Linked DNA regions of Homo sapiens: all the other regions are linked to region 2. The links are chromatin contacts, found by Hi-C or POLR2A ChIA-PET in ENCODE. All regions are on one chromosome and are shown on one strand. Each heading gives the region's core, a stretch centred on a gene start or an enhancer-like site at or near the end of the contact. The rest is flanking DNA. Distances are from core to core; before and after follow the strand shown.

Region 1 (3,995 bases), core at 243-2,742, 73 kb before region 2:
TATGTGAACACACTAAAATGAAAATTCTAGTAATATTGAGCATTTACTACATGCTAGTAACAGTTTCTACTATTGTTCCCATTTTACAGAGAGAAAACTGAGACCCAAATGAATTAAGGAACTTAATTATCTGAGCTAAACCTGTGTCTGCAAAATGAAATAACACATGACGGCCGGGCGCAGTGGCTCACTCCTGTAATCCCAATACTCTGGGAGACCAGACGGGAGGATTGCTTGAGTCCAGGAGTTCCCGGCCAGCCTGGGTAACATGGCAAAATCCCGTCTCTACAAAAAATGCAAAAAAATTAGCTGGGCGTAGTGACCCGCGCCTGTACTCCCAGCTACTTGGGAGGCTGAGGTGGGAGGATCACCTGAGCCTGAGAGGTCGAGGCTGCAGTGAGCCGCGATCACACTACTGCACTCCAGCCTGGGCGACAAAGCGAGACCCTGTCTCAAAAAAATAATAATAATTTAAAACAAATTTTAAGTAAAGTGCTTAGCACACAGTTAAGTATTCAATCAGTGCTCGTCCTTGGCTTTATGCCTTTTTTTTTTTTGAAACGGAGTCTTGCACTGTCGCCCAAGCTGGAGTGCAGTGGCGCGATCTCGGCTCACTGCAACCTCCGCTTCCCAGGTTCTAGCGATTCTCCTGCCTCAGCCTCCCGAGTAGCTGAAATTACAGGTGCCCGCCACCACGTCCAGCTAATTTTTTGTGTTTTTAGTAGAGACGGGGTTTCACTACGTTGGTCAGGCTGGTCTCGAACTCCTGACCTCGTGATCCACCCGCCTTACCCTCCCAAAGTGCGGAGATTATAGGCGTGAGCCACTGCGCCCGGCCCGGTTTTATGGCATTTTTACTGTTTATTACGGTCCTCTAGGATAGGGAGCCTGTATGACTTATCCCTGTGTCTCCAACGCTCTATTGTATAGCCCCATTTTAAAGAAGATACAGGATCTGAGACTCTAACTCTCAGCTAATAAATACTGGAGCCAGACATGAACTTGCAAAAAAAAAAAATGCATGTAAAGCGCCTGGCCCACCGTAAACGCTCAGTACGTGTTAGCTACCGGTAGTAGCTATCTTTATTTCTTCACGTTCCTCCAGGCAGGGAGAGTATCTGATGGACACGAGTGTCCCCAAGCCCAGGGTTCCGCACAGAGCAGATGCTCAGTAAAAGTTTGCTGCACGAGCAGGAGCCAGCGGGCGCCTCTCACCTGCAGCAGGGGCAGGAGCAGCTGGTTGAGCCTCCGCCGCTCCATGAGGCTGACGGCGCCCTCGCCTGTGCGGCTCATCTCGTTCAGCAGCACCAGCACCGCGATCTTGTACGGCGTCACCCAGTCCTTGATGCCGAACACATTGGCGTGCACAACCCCATTGGTCATCATGGGATTGAAGTAGAGGCTCTCGTGGACGCTGGCCATGGCGGCCCGAGACTAAGTCTCGGGCCCGCGGCGCGCTGCCGCCAGTTGTCACCACAAGGCACAACACTACCGGGTCTACATCTCCGCCCGCCCTCACAATATCCCAGGAAACAGACATCCGCGTGCTCGCGGCATTTGTTAACCAATCAGAGCAGTCTGTCAGAGCACATGGGAGAGCGACAGCCAGTCAGAATGTACAAGAGTGCGGGGAGGGGTGCACCAAAAGACTGACTCCCTACAGAAACTTTTGCCGAGTGGGAGCAGGTTCCCAGGCTACGTGGACAGGGACCGGATGGGAGGGGAAGTCGATGCTTGGGGTCGGGGCTGAAGGGACTGAGGAGCTCCCAAAGTGGTTTTTTTGTTGTTGGTTGTTGTTGTTGGTGGTGGTGGTGGTGGTTGTCGTTGTTGTTGTTTGAGACGATATCTCGCTATGTTACCAAGACTGGAGGGCAGTGGTTATTCGTAGACGCCCTCAAAGAGCACTGCACCCTCCCAAATCCTGGGCTCGAGCGATCCTCCCGCCTTCCCGAGAAGCTGGGACTACAGGCAGCGCGCCTGGCTTGTTCATGTAATTTGAAAATAGTTCAAATAGAATGTTTAAATGATTGTGTTTAAAAGTACCGAAATTAAATTTGCACCCTTAAAGTATGTATTTATTATGTTACTTTTAAACTCAAATGTTTAGGAGTTTAACTCTGTCTTTTTAAAGATAGGAACATGAGATTTTTCTTCAGCGTTTCACAAATGCCATTTGCAGACAGCCAGATCAGGTTGCCAGTGGTCGTGTATCCTTACGTGAAATAGAACATTAGCAACATCACCTCCATGTGCTGAGTCAGTTTCCTACCTAATAAACTACAAAATCTATACTCTGCATTTCAAAGCCCTCCAAAAGCAATCCCCAGCCAACATTTTGAACCTGATTTTTCACAATTCCCCTTCCGTTCATCTGTACCTCTCCCAAGACACTTAGTTCTCTATACCCTGAATTATTATTAATGATCTGGTATCCCTATTAGTCTTTATGTCCCTTGAAAGAAAAACCACATACCATTCAACTTTGGCTATCCACATGCACACACTGTGCCTTGTGCCTTTTGTTTTGTTTTGTTTTGTTTTGAGACGGAGTCTCCTCTGTCGCCCAGGCTGGAGTGCAGTGGCGCGATCTCTGCTCACTGCAAGCTCTACCTCCCTGGTTCACGCCATTCTCCTGCTTCAGCCTACCGAGTAGCTGGGACTACAGGCATCGGCCACCACGCCCGGCTAATTTTTTGTATTTTTAGTAGAGACGGGGTGTCACCGTGTTAGCCAGGATGGTCTCAATCTCCTGACCTCGTGATCCTCCCGCCTCGGCCTCCCAAAGTGCTGGGATTACAGGCGTGAGCCACCGCGCCCGGCCTGCCTTGTGCCCATTTTTATGTTTGTTTAAATTATACTTTCTCTCTCTCTCATTCTGCTACCGAGGCTGGACTGCAGTGGCACGCTCACGGCTCACTGCAACCTCAGCCTCCAGTTAAAGTAGGTAATTAGACATGAGCAGGGCAGGAGACCCCCTCGCCCTCAGGAATGCCAGGCTCAAGCAATCCTCCCACCTCAGCCTCACGAGTAGTTGAGACTACAGGCTTGTGCCACCATGCATGGCTAATTTTTTTTTTTTTTTTTTCCCGATACGGAGTCTTGCTCTGTCGCCCAGTCTGGAGTACAGTCGCTCGATTTCGGCTCACTACAATCTCTACCTCCCGGGTTCAAGCAATTCTCCTGCCTCAGCCTCCCGAGTAGCTGGAACTACAGGCACGCACCACCACGCCCGGCTAATTTTTGTATTGTTTGTAGAGATGGGGTTTCACCATGTTGGCCCGGCTGGTCTTGAACTGGTTGAACTCCTGACCTCAGGTGACCCGCCCATCTCCGCCTCCAAAAGTGCTGGGATTACAGGCCTGAGCCACTGTGCCTGGATGCATGGCTAATTTTTTTATTTTTTGTAGACACGAGGTCTTGCGATGTTGTCCAGGCTGGTCTCGAACTCCTGGACTCAAGTGATCCTCCTGCCTCAGCCTCCCAAATTGCTACGATTAAAGGCATGGGCCACTGCATGCAGCCTCATGCCTGGTTTTTGTTTTCTCAATCGCTATTTGTTTAATGAATAATGAATGAATATGCATTATTAGTTCACAAAAACAAAAAAGAAGGCAGATATGTATAAGCTAAATGATGCTATCAAAAAAGAAGACATTGATATCTTGTAATACAAGCTTTCCTATCTTGAGAACTCTGTATGTTTTAGTTACCATACATAATTATTATATAACTATCTTTTATTTGTGAAAGGAGAAGCTGGCTTTTGCCAGGAATTTAATACTCACTTAACCTCTTTCTTTGCCTCGGTTTATTTTTATGCCTCACTCTATTAATGAAAAAGCATACTTACAATCTCCCAGCTCTTTAGGATATTTTTGCATATGTGTATACCATAAATAAGGTTTGACAAAGGGTCTGTGTGGAATAAACTAGTATTCAACCTTAAAATCCTGAGTAGGAACACTTAATGAATGGAAAGAGGAAAGTAATTTTAC
Region 2 (3,886 bases), core at 890-3,389:
GAAGTTGGGATTATTTCTTGTACAACACTGGGGTGGCATTGGGCCTGCAGGGGTCATTCAGCAGGTGGCTGCTCAGCTTCGGACTGGGAGGGTGGCTGGCTGACTGGCCATGCCTGAAGCCGAGGCCTTAGCTCTCTGTTGCCTTTCAGATGGCGAGCGGCTGCAGCTGCAGGATGAGGAAGACGACAGCCTGTGTCGCATCTGCATGGATGCCGTCATCGACTGTGTCCTACTGGAGTGTGGGCACATGGTTACCTGCACCAAGTGCGGCAAGCGCATGAGTGAGTGTCCCATCTGCCGGCAGTATGTGGTGCGAGCCGTGCACGTGTTCAAGTCCTGAAACAGGCTCCCCTCACCAGGACAGTCACCCCCAAACTTGACCCCCAACATTTCAATGCACAGAAGGGACTGGAAAGTTATGTTCAAAGGCTGAAGCTATTTTAAAACATTATTTTGACTACTAAGTGGGGACAGAAAGATCCATCCTGAGTTGTGGAAACATTGGTCCATGCCGTGAGCCTGTCTGCCTGTGGACACGTGAGCTTCCCGGGCTCAGCTGGGCTTTATCACACATCCCGTGAACACTCATTGAAGTCAGCCTGTTTGCGCCATGTGGGCATCAGCCACTGCTGTCTTGGGAGGACACTTATCCTGTTCTCTTATTTCCCCTTCATCCTATTTTTAACTTAAACTGCTCAGATGTTTGAAACTTCTGTCCTCTTTGGATGAGATCAGTGTCCACAAGTGGCCGACATGGAACATGCTGAGCAGTGGCTCCTCTGAATGTTCACTTTATTAGTCATGTATATTTTAAATGCTAACATTTGATGAATGTAAGTTTCCACATTGTTGCTGTTTCTGCATTTAAACATAATTGGGAACAACTGACATTCTCTAGTCGACTGCCAGGGCCTTAGACTCCACATGTCCATTTTTGTTCAGGTATAGCTTTTTATAGCAAGGGCTGCATCTAGCTTCTTTTATTAGAAGTGTGTGTGCTAAATTCCTTATTAATGTGTAATCAGTTTACATTGTTTTGTATAGTGAAGGTGTATTTTCAGTGCTACCCGCTAGCTGATTTTAACTTTAGGAATAAAATTAGTTTTAAAAGCTTTTGTTTACATTGTCTTGGTCAGTTCCTAAATCAAGTGACCTGGCCTAGCACCCCTCTTCAGAAGAGATGGTGGGAGCACCTTCAAAGATGTCACATGGGGGCCGGGTGCGGTGGCTCACGCCTGTAATCCTAGGACCTTGTGAGGTTGAGGCTGGAGGAATGCTTGAGCTCACAAGTTCAAGACTAGCTTGGACAACATGGCGAAACCCTGTCTTTGGAAAAAATTAGCCAGGCGTGGTAGTCCCAGCTACTCAGGAGGCTGAGGTAGGAGGATGGCTTGAGCCTTGGGTGTGGAGGTTACAGTGAGCCAAGATCACACCACTGAAATCCAACTTGGGTAACAGAGCCAGACCTTGTCTCAAAAAAAAAAAAAAAGAAAAAAAAGAAAAAAACAATGCCACATGAGCAACAGTGCTTACATTTCCTGCTTGCTTATCAGTAAGGTTAACTGCTGATGTGCTGTTTCTTGTGTCCAGGTATTGCGCTAGGTGCTGTAGTTGCCTCTGCAGTCCTCAAAGCAACTTTCTGAAATAAACATTGCTTTGCTTCTCTAACCTCTGAGAAGTTAGACTTGTCTAAAACCTCATGGTTAAAAAGTGGCTATGCAGAATTTGAACCTAGCTCTGATGCCAGAGTTGCTCTTAACCCTTCCAGTACCACATAAGAAATGAGAAACTTGGGCCAGGTGTGGTGGCTCATGCCTGTAATCCTAGCACTTTGGGAGGCTGAGGCGGGTGGATCATGAGGTCAAGAGTTCGAGACCAGCCTGGTCAACATGGTGAAACTGTCTCAACTAAAAATACGAAAATTAGCTGGGCATGGTGGCGGGTCCCTGTAATCCCAACTACTCAGGAGGCTGAGGCAGGAGAATCGCCTGAAACTGGAAGGCGGAGGTTGCAGTGAGCCAAGATCGTGCCATTGCACTCCAGGCTGGGCGACGAGCGAAACTCCGTCTCAAAAAAAAAAAAAAAAAAAGAGGAACTTGAGCTATTATGCAAAAATGTTGTGAAATCTCTTTTAGGTCCAACTTGACTTGACTCAGGATGGTTGAGTTGAGACCAACTGTCATTTCAGTGCAGCTGGGAGTGGCCACTTCTCAGAGTCTGTTATCTCCTGACTGTGCAGTGAGTAACACATATGGCCTTGGGTGCTCAGAATTTATTAGTCCATCAACAGAGCTGAAAATACCTGTGAACACCAGGAGGCAGATGCCCCTGTGCTTTGGGCAGAAAGTTTGTGTGGCTAATAGTAAAGAAAAAAATTTTCTGCTTTTGAAGATCAAAGCATGTAAATCAAGGCCTCCCACTTGTTTGTCTGCAACCACAATTGGTAGTAACTGGCTTGAGCAGGTCATGGTTTCCCTTTAGAAGCAGCATAAGTTGCCAGAGTTTTGTGGGCACTTGTGCTTTTTGTCTAAACTTTTTTTTTTTTTTTGAGACAGAGTCTCGCTCTGTTGCCCAGGCCGGAGTGCAGTGGCGTGATCTCAGCTCACTGCAAATTCCACCTCCTGGGTTCATGCCATTCTCCTGCCTCAGCCTCCCAAGTAGCTGGGACTACAGGCACCCGCCACCACGCCCGGCTAATTTTTCTGTATATTTAGTAGAGACGGGGTTTCACTGTGTTAGCCAGGATAGTCTCAATCTCCTGACCTCATGATCCACCCGCCTCTTCCTCCCAAAGTAATCTTTTGATGAGACTCTGGAAATCTTAACATTTCCTCCAAATTGGTAACTTGGTGGTGGCAAGTCTTTAAATCCAGGCCATAGAAGCTAAGCAGTAGGTGCTGGTTTTGTCTAAACTTAAATTCAAAAATTCAGATTTATACAGTCTTAGTTTAAAGCAGTTTAATGTTTACTCTTAGATTTGTGTATTAAGTTTTAGTGGCTTCTTTATAGAAAGAGTACAAAATGCTTGGTGGATTTTTTAGATAGTAGTTTGAAGTAACCCTGGTTTATTAGCCAGATAATAGAAATGTCAGACAACAGAAATGTTTAGTGTAACAGGCTTGATACTTGGAAATTGGCTTGTTTGGCAGAGGGCAAGCATTTCCCCCTGGAATTTGAATTTTTAAACTGGCATGCCTTTCTACCCCCTCCCCCCCCTTTTTTTTTTAAAGACAGAGTCTTGCTGTTGCCCACCCAGGCAGAGTACAGTGGCATGATCATAGCTCACTACAGTCTTAACTTCTGGGCTCAAGCAGCCCTCCCGCCTCAGCCTCCCCAGGAGCTGGCATATAATGCATACCACCATGCCTGGATAATTTTAAACAATTTTTTTTTTTTTTTTTTTTTTTTAGACAGAGTCTTGCTCTGTTGCCCAGGCTGAAGTTCAATGGTGCAATCTTGGCTTATCGCAACCTCCGCTTCCCAGGTTCAAGTGATTCTTCTGCCTTTTCCTCCTGAGTAGCTGGGATCACAGGTGCATACTACACTCCCAGCTAATTTTGTATTTTTAATAGAGACAGGGTTTTACCATGTTGGCCAGGCTGGTCTCAAACTCCTGACCTCGGGTGATTCGCCCGCCTCGGCCTCTCAAAGTGCTGGGGTTACAGGTATGAGCCACTGCACCCAGCCCCATGCTGCTTTAAGTAAATTTTTTAAATAGGTCATGTCATATGGATAAGTCTGCAGTGGAATACAGTGAAGTCTCTTTATCCCATCTTCACAATATGAAAGGATGTCATTTGAGGTGCCATGGTGTCTTCCTTTGTAAACATCAGATTCCCTAGAGGAAGGGACAGAGCCTCTTTTCTAGGTTACTAAGCTGTGATTT
Region 3 (4,333 bases), core at 60-2,559, 130 kb after region 2:
CACTGCAACCTCCACTTCCTGGGTTCAAGCAATTCTCATGCCTCAGCCTCCTGAATAGCTGGGATTACAGGCATGTGCTACCACACCTTGCTAAGTTTTATATTTTTAGTAGAGATGGGGTTTCGCCATGTTGGTCAGGCTGGTCTTGAACTCCTGACCTCAAGGGATCCACCCACCTCAGCCTCCCAAAGTACTGGGATTACAGGCATGAGCCACCGCAACTGGCCTAGATTTTTTTTTCCCTACAATAGCCATACGTTTTGAGGGGTTTTCCATTTTTGTTAACGGAGGGGGAAAAATCAAAAGAAGAATACTATTTTGTGATATGAAAACTATATGAAACCCAAATTCTCAGGTCCATTTACAAAGCTTTCCTGGGGCACAGCCACGGTCATCGGTTCACATATTGTATAGGGCTGGCTCCGTGCGACAATGGCAGAGCTAAGTAGTTGCAACAGACCAAATGGCCTGAAAACCCGTAAGTATTTACTCTCTGGCACTTAACAGAGAAAGTTTGCTGGCCCTTGAACTAGACAGAACTCTCATGGAACTTAGATGTTGATATGGGTAATAGTCTCATCCCGTTCACTGAACCTGCCCTCTAACAGGCCCGTGGTCAATATTTGTTGAATAAATAAACATAGCCTTTCATGTGGTCGGAACTGAAAAATAAAAGTAACTCTGTGTAATCCCAGCACTTAGAAAAGCAGAGGTGGGAGGATGGTGCTTGAGCCTGGGAGTTTGAGACCAGCCTGGGGAACACAGCAAGATTCCATTCTTTTTTTTTTTTTTTTTTTGAGACAGGGTCTCGCTCTGTCACCCAGGCTGGAGAGCAATGGCACGATCGTGGCTCACTGCAGCCTCAACCTCCCTGGCTCGAGGGATCCTCCAGCCTCAGCCTCCTGAATAGCTGGGACTACAGGGCGGCACCACCACATCCAACCAGGTTTTTATTTTTTGTAGAGACAGGGTTTTGGTTTTCTTTGTTTGGTTGGTTGGTTTTTGAGACAAAGTCTCGCTCTGTCGCCCAGGTTGGAGTATAGTGGCACAATCTCAGCTTACTGCAACCTCCACCTGCGGGGTTCAAGTGATTCTCCTGCCTCAGCCTCCCGAGCAGCTGGAATTAAGGGCGTGCACCACCGCACCCGGCTCTTTTTCGTATTTTTAGTAGAGATGGAGTTTCGCCATATTGGCCAGGCTGGTCTTGAACTCCTGACCTCAAGTGATCCGCCCGCCTCAGCCTCCCAAAGTGCTGGGATTACAGGTGTGAGCCACCGCGCCCAGCATGACAGGGTTTCATTAAGTTGCCCAGGCTGGGAGACCACATTCTCCACAAAAAGGAAACAAAAAAAGAAAGTAACACCTTAAGTATGTAAGAGAACTTGGGTATTTCTATCTTTTGGGTTCAAGATCTAAATTTCACAGCAACCTGGAAAAGCAAGGTGAGACAGTCTGTTTTACAAATGGGGAGACCAAGGCCCAGAGACACAGCAACTGGCTCAAGCTCCCCAGAGTAGACTCTTACTACCAATTACAACCATTACCATTTACTATGTGTGTCAGCACAGGCGGGTTCTCTACATATATTATCTTGTGTTAGGTTCATCGTGGTCACAGCTCTGTGAAGCAGAACTTCAATTACACCCATTTAATGGAGGAGAAGCTGAGACTTGGACAACTAACTCGCCCAGGAATGCCCAATTCGTGAGTGGCAGAGTGGTATTTGAATCCAATTCATTCTAATGCCTAAGCCCAGGTTCCTCTCCCATCCCCCGAATACTGAATCTTGATCGTATGCTAAGGTTGAAACATGACCCCAGACCTGGCCAAGTGCAGTGGCTCATGCCTGTAATCCCAGCACTTTTGGAGGCCGAGATGGGTGGATCACCTGAGGTCAGGAGTTCAAGACCAGCCTGGCCAACATGGCAAAACCCTATCTCTACTAAAAATACAAAAATTAGCCAAGTATGGTGGCACACGTCTGTAATCCCAGCTACTTGGGAGGCTGAGGTAGGAGAATTGCTTGAACCCAGGAGGTGGAGGTTGCAGTGAGCTGAGGTCGTGCCATTGCACTCTAGCCTGGGTGACATGGTGAGACTCTGTCTTAATTAAAAAAAAAAAAAAAAAAGATTCCAGACCACAGCAGTGGCCAGGTCCCTCCCCATGGACCCTAGGAAGCAGTGGATCCAGGGGAAAGCAGCTTTTGTTTTGGCGTCTGGAGTGCAGATCCACCAGGGGGCATCCCCGTTCTTCGCTGGATATTCTGGCCTTGATCTTGGCAAGGCTAGCTCCTTCCTTACCCAGGTGCCTGGAATACGTGGGCGCCACTCAGATTTTCCAGGAGGCCCACCTGGCAGAAACCCTGCTGTCAGAACCCCAGTACCAGCCGGGCACGGTGGCTCACGCCTGTAATCCCAGCACTTTGGGAGGCTGAGGCGGGCAGATCATGAGGTCAGGAGATTGAGACCATCTTGGCTAACACGGTGAAACCCCGAGAATACTAAAAATACAAAAAATCCGCCGGGTGTGGTGGCGGGCGCCTGTAGTCCCAGCTACTTGGGAGGCTGAGTCAGGAGAATGGCGTGAACCCGGGAGGCGGGGTTGCAGCGAGCCGAGATCGCGCCACTGCACTACAGCCTGGGCGACAGAGCAAGACTCTGTCTCAAAAAAAAAAAAGAAAGAAAGAACCCCGGTACCCTCCCCACTCTCGCTCTCTGGCCAGCCTCCCACCTCCACCCACTTCTCCTCCCTAATCTTGCTCAAGGTCATGTCTGCAAAGCTCCCTGTGCAAAGGAGTCTGCTGGGCAGGTAGCAAATAGGATAAAGAGCACTAAAATCACGAACCCAGAGTCCTGCAAGTCAGCACTGAAGGCCAAGCTCAGCTACCCCTACCCACACACTGTTAAAATTTAGAGGGTTCGGTTCCCAGCGGAGCCTCCAGCCTGTGCCTCGGGCTCTTGGCTTCTCTGGGAATCAGTTTCTTCTTCATCTATAACATGGGGAACAAATAGCCAGCCCAGGAGCTGTCCTGAGACATAACTGAGTTCATGCACTTCACACTCACTTGGAGCACCTACAGGTAGGTAGCGTTACCGAGTCGGTCAGTTTCATCTGTAACTAGAGGTGGAGAAGGTGAGGAGCTGGGAAGTTTAGGGACTTGCCCAGCATCACAGCCAGTTAAATCGTTGCTGGCCAGTCCCAGTGAACAGACTGCTTAGGACCCTACAACATATTCAAGATGCAAATGGGTGTGGGGTTCTTCTGGGGAATGATGAAAAAGTTCTAAAATGGACTTTCATAATGGTTGCACAGCTCTGTGAATATACTGAAAACAAGTGAATTGTGGCCGGCCTTGGTGGCTGGTGGCTCACACCTGTAATCCCAACAGTTTGGGAGACAGAGCTGGAAGGAGCGCTGGGCCCTAGAAGTTTGAGATCAGCCTGGGTAATATAGTGACACCCCAGCTCCACACACACACACACACACACACACACACACACACACACACACACACACACAAATTGGCCAAGCATGGTGACCCACACCGGTGGTCCCAGCTACTCTGAAGGCTGAAGTGGGAGGACTGCTTGAGCGTCAGGAGGTTGAGGCTCCAGTGAGCCATGATCGTGCCACTGCACTCCAGCTTGGGCAACAGAGCCAGATCCTGTCTCAAAAAAAAAAAAAGTGGGGTGAAATGAATTGTATGGTCTGTGACTTATATTTCAATGAAACTTTTTACTTTTTTAAAATGGAGAGTCTCAGAGATGGCAAGTAATCTGGGAGTGTTTCCAAATAAATGTATACCTTGTATATATCATGATACTTGCCCTTTGTAACATACTTTTTTTTTTTTTTGAGACAAAGTCTCTCTTTTGTCCCCCAGGCTGGAGTGCGATGGCGATGGCGCGATCTCGGCTCACTGCAACCTCTGCCTCCCAGGTTCAAGCGATTCTCCTGCCTCAGCCCCCCGAGTAGCTGGGATTACAGGCGCCTGCCACCACGCCCAGCTAATTTTTGTATTTTCAGTAGAGACGGGGTTTTACCATGTTGTCCAGGCTGGTCTAGAACTCCTGACCTCAGGTGATCCACCTGCCTCAGCCTCCCAAAGTGCTGGGATTACAGGCGTGAGCCACCGCACCCGGCCTGTAACATACTTTAAATTAACACTTTTATACTCTCATTTAATCCCAGGTATATATACCTCTCTCACATGCACACAGGTATTAATCCACAAGTTATGATTTTCAGTCTTAGTCCAAATGTGGACCAGAAAAAACAAAAGAACATCTGCATCTGGGATTCATGCAGCACTCAAATATTTGATGAATGCAAG

The links. Hi-C counts contacts between places; a loop is a spot of excess contacts on that map. ChIA-PET counts read pairs that join two places held with the same protein, here RNA polymerase II (POLR2A). Pooled maps may share reads with other maps.
Region 1: a loop to region 2 is called in a map of B cell, with 6 times the contacts of the local background. The contact joins the promoter of ANAPC5 here to the enhancer-like site in region 2. A Hi-C loop is called at or near these places in 9 of 168 maps with a recorded cell type or tissue (B cell, G401, GM12878 and 6 more), 23 of 37 single-sample maps with no recorded cell type and 13 of 50 pooled maps. POLR2A ChIA-PET finds 5 or more read pairs at or near these places in 30 of 52 experiments (A549, AG04449, CD4-positive, alpha-beta T cell and 23 more).
Region 3: a pooled map shows a loop between it and region 2 (3-fold over the local background). The contact joins two enhancer-like sites. A Hi-C loop is called at or near these places in 1 of 50 pooled maps. POLR2A ChIA-PET finds 5 or more read pairs at or near these places in 2 of 52 experiments (H1 and activated CD8-positive, alpha-beta T cell).

Annotation. Positions count from the first base shown.
Region 1 is chr12:121,350,919-121,354,913 of GRCh38, forward strand. ANAPC5 (anaphase promoting complex subunit 5) reads right to left here and starts at 1,493. Exons shown (of 17, transcript NM_016237.5): 1 at 1,216-1,493. The coding sequence starts at 1,422. RefSeq lists enhancers at 568-1,243, 1,236-1,495, 1,920-2,595, 2,596-3,269.
Region 2 is chr12:121,423,237-121,427,122 of GRCh38, forward strand. RNF34 (ring finger protein 34) reads left to right here. Exons shown (of 6, transcript NM_025126.4): 6 at 150-1,112. The coding sequence ends at 340. It also overlaps a transcript of KDM2B not described here. Among named protein-coding and RNA genes, the nearest start is that of MIR7107, 19 kb to the right of the region's middle. RefSeq lists an enhancer at 2,274-2,353. Within about 2 kb of position 2,140, at least 8 of the 41 ENCODE cell types and tissues checked have a DNase peak (open chromatin) inside an H3K27ac peak, as active enhancers do; they include B cell, GM12878 and OCI-LY7, where a contact is called at or near this core.
Region 3 is chr12:121,550,567-121,554,899 of GRCh38, forward strand. The region is part of intron 4 of KDM2B (lysine demethylase 2B); the gene reads right to left. Among named protein-coding and RNA genes, the nearest start is that of KDM2B-DT, 28 kb to the right of the region's middle. Within about 2 kb of position 1,310, at least 2 of the 41 ENCODE cell types and tissues checked have a DNase peak (open chromatin) inside an H3K27ac peak, as active enhancers do.